Linked DNA regions of Homo sapiens: region 1 is linked to region 2. Evidence: chromatin contacts called from ENCODE Hi-C or POLR2A ChIA-PET data. All regions are on one chromosome and are shown on one strand. The core of a region is the stretch at or near the end of the contact, and the rest is flanking DNA. Distances in the headings are between cores, read along the strand shown.

Region 1 (3,606 bases), core at 746-3,245, 44 kb after region 2:
GGTCCATTTGGTTGATTTCAACTAGTTTATTACTGTGTCACCCCACTCTAAACTATTTTCATATTTTTTCTTATTAGGACTGGCAGGTATAGTTCTTTTAATGACATTGATTTGGATTTTGTTTACCTCCCAGTGCTTCCTCTAACTGGTACCTTTCAGGTTAAGGGCTAAGCTTACAGCCTGAATGAGGGTGACAGCAACTGGGTGGAAACAAAGTGCAAAATGGAAAGGTATTAGGAAGGGAGAATAGACAGTAAACACTAAGGTTGGGGATGGATTCCAGGAAGAGGAGACCACGTTGAACAAAGACCCAGAGGAAAGGTGGAGCTTGGCAGCTCCAAATCCTCACTCCATATCTGCCCACTCCCAACATCCCCAGCAGTTATTATGGATGGAGGGTGATGTCCTCTCCTGCTGCATTCCTGTGGGAACACCCAACCTAAAATATTTATCTAGACTAAGGTATAGAAAATCTGTAATTTCAGAGCTTCCTTGGGTCTTTTGGTGGCCAGAATTTGCTAAGCAAGGACAGACAGCTCTGTTTCCTGAAGAGATAGATTTGTCTTACCCACCAATAAGCCTCTCCCTGTGTTTGGAAACTAGAGGATGAATATGAGAGTAGTAGTTGGAATGAACATTCGTAACAAAAAGTGCTGTCTCCTGGCTGGAAAAGGGAGTGTGTGAAGATCATTCAATTTTTATAGAACAATCTCCTCTTCAGTACGAACCTATTTGGTAGTTTCTGAAAAATCATTCCTTGTTCTTTTGCATGTGTGTGTCAAGAAAAGAGATATGCCAGAATGATACAATAATTATTTTCTAACTGAGCAGGAAGGATGGTGAGACATGTCACACCAATGGAAGGACCTCATCTCAGGCAGGTTCTTAATATGCCACCCTCATCCACTCTAGCCCCCTCCCTCTGTTTATTTCATTCTAGTCATAATTACCCAGTCTCTGAGCACTAGCTTATTGAGTTCAGTGTATTGCACTGGTCTCAAGATGGTAAGGGTTTTCTGGAGTGGGAAAGGGGTTGGCAGTGAGAAGCTGTGAGAACATTTGTGGGGAAAAGATGATTGAACAGTAGGACAGGGAAGCAAGTCTAGAGACTGGCATGTGCCCTCAAGGAGAGTCTCTGTGAACAGGGTGAACTATTTTTTGTGGTGACATCATATTTACCCTAAAGTTTTGCATTTCAATTTTAGAATTTTGACATAATTTCAGATTACAGAAAAGTTGCTAGGATCCAACAAAGAACATTTTTACTATACGGTATTTGCTTTATTCTTCTCTCTTTCTTTCTCTCTATTGTTTTTTCGGAACTGTTTGGGAGAAAGTTGCTGGCATGAATCCTGTTACTCCTAAATACTTCAAAGTGTGTTTTCCTAAGGCAAGCACATTCTCTTACATAACCACAACACACTGATTAAAATCAGGAATTTAATATTAAAACAATACTATTATCTCATTTACAGACCTTCTTCAGATTTTATCTTTTGTTCCAATAATGTTCTCTAGATCATGTGTTGCATTCAGTTGTCATGTCCTTTTAATCTCTTTCACTTGGAACAGTCTTCCTTTGAATTTCATGATATTGACTTTTTTGAATAGTACAGGCCATTTGTTTTGTACACTACCCCTCAGTATGGGGTTGTCTGATGTCACCTCGTGGCTTTGGCAGGAAGTCATGTTGCGTTGCTGTCAGTGCATCCTACAGGCACAGGATGTGAATACCCCTTTCCTGTTGATGTTAACTTTGACCACTTGGGTTAAGATGGGACTGACAGGTTTGTCGACTGTAAGGTTACTATTTATCCTTTGGTAATTAGTGTTATCTGGTAGGGAGATTAGTTTTACATTGTTAATCAGTCTTACATTGTAATTTCACTCTGTGTATTTGGAACGAAAATTTTGTTGTTGTTTCTTTTACTTTTTAATTTTTCTTTCCCCTAAAGGTGTCTTACTTGTCTACTTGGTTATTCTCAGTGCTGCTGCAGGTACCTACCCTTACATCTTTGTTGGCCCAAGCCTGCAACCCTGTCTGCACTGGCAACTGCCCATACTAGCAGAGTGTTGATGGCAGAGGGAGGAAGCCACAGCTCCCATTGCTCCCTCATCTCTTCAACCTAGAACACAGCCATAAAAACTACATGAAATGTACTTCACTGAGAGTTTTGGGGGTTACCAAAAGAAATTCTATAAGATGGAAAATAAGAAGATATTCCCTTTAAATTCATGACACTTACAAAAAGTTTGTAAACTATACAAAGGCATAGTTTACCTCATACCTTTGTTACAAAAGACATTGAGGCAATTTGTTCTGTAGACCTTATATATACCTCTTCTGTTATGTGGGAAGCTTAGTTCCTGCATGAGATCAGATAAATAACAAAACCAGTATTATCACACTTGAAAACTAATATTAGTTCTTTCATATTGTTACATATCCAGGAGAAGCTCAAGGTAATTTAACTTTTAGTGATTCTTTGCACACAAGTTGGATATCAAAGCTGGAGAAAATTTTCTCATTGAGAAAAACTCTTATGATTGGTGTAAATGTACAGCAATAGTGAAAGGAAACATTTTACTCTGACCTACAGGAAATCTTATTGTTTCTAGTTTTTCTTTACAGAGTAGACAGTGGAAAAAATTATAGAGTAAAATATAGATATTTCCTTTTGAATGTCTTTTTCCAGACATATTAGCTAAGATGTTCAGGGAGCGTGTGTGAGAAATGAGATGGCATTTTCAGTAAGAGCTAACGAGAGGAGTAAGCACACATTGAAATTTCCATTCTGCCAAAAACCTGGTCCAGTGAATATTTCATCTTAAATAATAAGAGGAAAAGCTAATCTCACATTCTCTCAATTTCATTTTAGATTGTTTTCTGGCATTGGGAAGTATAGAGAGAGTTTTCTTTTTCTTTTTTTCTTATCACAACACTGTATGTCTTAAAAATACTGGCAATTGAGAGTGTTGAAATAGTGAGTGAATTATTTGGATTGGTCACCTTGAAGAAGCTGAAAGAACTTGGCAGGTATTCAAAAACTGGAGATTGAATGAGTTAAGGGTAAAATTGATCTGTCTTGCAGCTTTCTGTCTAAAAAACTGCCTCCTTTTTTGCAGTCTTGGAGTCTAAACTCTCTTGTTTCAAACACTGAGAAGTTTTAAAAGCCCTGACAAATGCCAGTAAAATCTATCAAGCAAGGTCAAGGAAACTACTTCCTCTCATCCAGTCATAGGTATCCAGGCAGTTTGCTCAGGCACCTAGAGTGCCACTCAAAGCAAGGCAGTCTGCCGCGCTTGAGCTCTGTTCTTATTTCCCCATAGTACATTCAACTGCCTGAGCATCTGACTCAGACATAGCAGAGATATTGCTGCTGCCAGAGGGTAATAGTTTGTCCTGTTATCCTGGAATGCCCTTGCACTGAGAAAATGAGAAACTGGGCAACTCAATGAATTTCCCATCCTGTGGATTTCTCACTGGCTCTCCCTGGCTCTATTTCTTCTTCCATTTTAGAGGGAATAGTCATCCTGCTTTTCAGGCTACCACCTTTTCTTTGGAATCAGTTGGATGCATTTAATGCATATGGAAGAGATGCTGAG
Region 2 (3,558 bases), core at 836-3,335:
AACACCCAGATCTTCCTCTTGTTTATCAAATAGAAAGGAGATTAAAGCAGACACATGCCACATTACCCAAATTGAGAAATGTTCCTCTAGAATTTGAAATTGTACATATTAAGTGGGCACTTCTCAAATCTAGTTAACTCTGCCACTGGAGAAACACTTTATTGGTATTGAAGGTGTTTATGTGGTCCCAGAAGCCGCATAAGTGGCCAGTGCTTACACAGATACTTTTTACATTATTGTTGGAATGAAAACACAACAGTGCAGTGAAGTAATTCGCACAGCCCTCCATTCCTCCACACCATACTAAACTTCACAACTATCAAAAACCAATACTTAAAGACTATATAACCAGAAGGAATTCTTGGTGCAGAATTGCAAAGACCTCTTCTAAAATGTTAAAACTTGCTAACCAAAACCAGTAACGCATCGCTCTATTAACAGGTTTAGGACAGAGGCATTTACACATAAGCAGCTTTCATTATTCAATATCTATGCAGCATCGGCAGAGGATGGGTGCTTATTCTTTCTGCTCCTCGCTATTTCCAGATTCTTATGAATATTTCTCTATGGGAGAGAAGATGGGGAAACAGCCTATTCACACTGCCAACAGGGAGCTCTCAAATATTAACTGACTGCACTGAAAGCTCTTTGCAAGCATTTTCATTTTGACCTAACCAGCTCTGCTCTGCTGGCTGGTCTCATGGCATTCTTTGGTAGTTCTTACCTGACATGGTTATTGCAGAATTTTGTCAGCTGGGGCTGGTTGATGAAAATAGTCCTTACTTCCTCCTGGTCAGCCAGTGAGGTCTTCTCTGAAACATCATCTGTCTTCTCATAACCTTAAAAAGAGATCTTCTTATTGTACAAGAAATGTTTTATTGTCCAGACCAAAAACAGATTTCATAACTAGTCTAGAATATGAAATCTGTTAAAAGCTACTTGCTTCCCCTTAACTGTTGTTTCTTTTATAATAAAAAGTAACATCCCCATATTTAACATTTCTACTAGATTTAAAGGGCAGCATTTAACAGTCATGTAAAAACTGAGCCATATCAAAAACAAGACATAACATCAACTTTCCATTTCCCCCGTAAGTGTTCAACTTCTTTCCTTCCACTATATAAAAAGATGCCCAGAAGTAAACCTTAATTTTAAACTGGTTTAAATTACAGTTTTAGGTAAAACTAACAAGGTAATTTAAAATATAGTCAAAAATTAAAGCATATGCATTTAATACTTTTCTGGGTTTTTTCCCAGATGAAGACAGAAGAAAAGATAAATAGTAAGGTTTAAATAGAGAACTGCAACAATGATCCAACTCACTATCATCACCTATTTTTTTCTCCAGTTAGAATTCATGTTCACAAACGAACTTTAAATTTCTCAAGAGCACTTCAAGTCATCTCATAATCATTGAAACAACAGGATACATTCAACTGGGTACTTTGTTGCAATGTTGACAAACACTTTAAAAAATACATACAAGTTCTAGAACAGAATATCAACAGATAGTATTTTAAACAGCTTTTTGTGTCTTCTAGTGAAAAATCAAAGGGGTGACAACAGTACTGTATCTCCAAAACCCATTTTTCTTCTCTTTTCTGCCTAGCCAATGCCAACTCCTCCCATAAGACCTGCTGACATGTGGTTTCTTCTGAAGTGTTCTATGATGTTCAAGTTAGGTAAAACGTCTTTGGGTTTCCACAGCCCTCTGAACCTCCCCACTCTTCAGCAAAACACTTACCAGAAGGTTTTGTTGCTGCCTGAGTCAGGTTCCCCCTACCAGAATGGGAACTCCCTAGGGCCATAGAGGGTGTGTTATTCATCTTCTCAACACCAGTGCCAACAAACAGCAGGTACCCAATGTTTGCCGAATACATATACCCAATGAAAAATGAGTGGTTGACTGTTTTTTGGGGGCAAGAAAAGCTGCTCCACCCACTGATGAAAAAACAACTGTTGGCCAAGTGCTGGTAACAACTATGTGAAAAGCTGGCCTGTGGGGTTTGTTATAGTATGAAACCAGAAAATCACTGAGGTGTTCTACAAAGGTGAGAAGCATGAGCACAGGGACTGGGGTGTGAGAAACGGTGTCATGTGTGCAGGGGAGAGCAAACAGGGCAGTGCTGCTGGAGCACAGACAGAAGGCGGACGAGAAACCACGCTGAGGAAGCACGCAGGCCAGGTCCCAGAGGACCCTGCGCTCTGCTTGGCAGCCAACCACTGAAAGCTTTCCAAGTAGGAGGGGCACAGGGTGAGAGGCACATTGTATCCTTATCACCCTGGAGGTCACATGGCTCCGAGTAGATTCTGTCACACCCATTTTGCAGTTTCAGACCCAATCAGCAGCTTTGCTCACAGTGTTTCCCTACACCATGTTCTAAACACATACTTTTCCCTCTAGTTTTGTATAATTGAAATTTCACACATGGGTTATTGAATAGAGGGAGATCAATCTTTAAAAAAAATTGAGTCCTTTATTAGGTCTTCCTTCGTGGTAGCATGAAGACCAGAGTGTGCTGTTCCCCGCCTCTGGATTAGAGAGAGAGCCTCAAAAAAACCAGCTCTTCACTCCACTCTGAGCTGATGTTCTCAGGTTGTGTTGTATTTACTTTATATAATGGACTTTTGAGTGTTGTATCTACTTTATGTAATGGGACTTTTGAGGGCCCCGCCCTTGGATGTCCTTAGCTGAGGAACTGGGTGTTACTCCATCCAGACACACCTACTTACATTGAGGTCTCAAACGCTGCTGGGAGAGCACTGGATATTGCTATCCACTGAAAGCAATTGGATACTGCATCTCCCCCTCAGATATTAACTTGTATTCAAGAATTTCTGTGGGGCAAAGGATTTTCCTTGAACTAAAGGGACTGGAATTAACCCCATCCCTTATGTGGGAATCAGAGTAATTAAAACAATCCTAATGGATTAGTAGGGGCCCAACCTAGGTCAGATAATAAGGGATCTTTAAAGAGAAAACTCACCAAAATGAAGGGGAAAATCTAAACTGTAAACTGTTGCCAGGGGTAGGACCATCGAAGAGACTGGATGGCTCTGAGCACAGGATTTCACAGACAACATAGGCTTTCTTTACCCAGGCATTACAGAAAAGCTTTGGAAAGATATTGTACATGAAGCTGAATGTATGCAGAACGCTTCGCTCTGTTGTGCCCTGACCAGGTGTGATACTGAGGAAGGGAGATCTGCACTGAAAGCAGGGAGTGAGGCTCTCAGCCAGTGGAGCTGGTAGGCACCTCTCCCCTGTCTCCTCAGCAGTGACATGGAGAGCCATCAGGCACCTGAAGCCCACTCCCAGAATGTTTGAAGGCCAGAGATTGCAGGTATCACCTTCTGTTATGTATCCAATTCTGTTTACTCCTAGCAGGTGACAGCAAGCTAGCAGTAAACAGGCACAGCAACCTCAGAGGTTCTCAGAAATATCTCAGTGAACATACTTGACCTCAGAGATCCTCAGGAATATTCTGATGAAGGTACCTGGGAAAAAGACTAGCATTTTTGCTAATTTGGAAGTGAGAGTTTGTAACCATTATAATT

The links. A loop is a pair of places that touch in the nucleus more often than their neighbours do. ChIA-PET counts read pairs that join two places held with the same protein, here RNA polymerase II (POLR2A). Pooled maps may share reads with other maps.
Region 1: a map of CD8-positive, alpha-beta T cell shows a loop between it and region 2 (3-fold over the local background). The contact joins two enhancer-like sites. A Hi-C loop is called at or near these places in 3 of 168 maps with a recorded cell type or tissue (CD4-positive, alpha-beta T cell, CD8-positive, alpha-beta T cell and natural killer cell) and 11 of 50 pooled maps. POLR2A ChIA-PET finds 5 or more read pairs at or near these places in 7 of 52 experiments (OCI-LY7, activated CD4-positive, alpha-beta T cell, activated CD8-positive, alpha-beta T cell and 3 more).

Annotation. Positions count from the first base shown.
Region 1 is chr4:42,669,941-42,673,546 of GRCh38, forward strand. No RefSeq gene overlaps it. Among named protein-coding and RNA genes, the nearest start is that of ATP8A1-DT, 14 kb to the left of the region's middle. Within about 2 kb of position 1,996, at least 2 of the 41 ENCODE cell types and tissues checked have a DNase peak (open chromatin) inside an H3K27ac peak, as active enhancers do; they include CD8-positive, alpha-beta T cell and natural killer cell, where a contact is called at or near this core.
Region 2 is chr4:42,626,271-42,629,828 of GRCh38, forward strand. ATP8A1 (ATPase phospholipid transporting 8A1) reads right to left here. Exons shown (of 37, transcript NM_006095.2): 2 at 725-839. Among named protein-coding and RNA genes, the nearest start is that of ATP8A1, 29 kb to the right of the region's middle. RefSeq lists a silencer at 698-747. Within about 2 kb of position 2,086, at least 15 of the 41 ENCODE cell types and tissues checked have a DNase peak (open chromatin) inside an H3K27ac peak, as active enhancers do; they include CD8-positive, alpha-beta T cell and natural killer cell, where a contact is called at or near this core.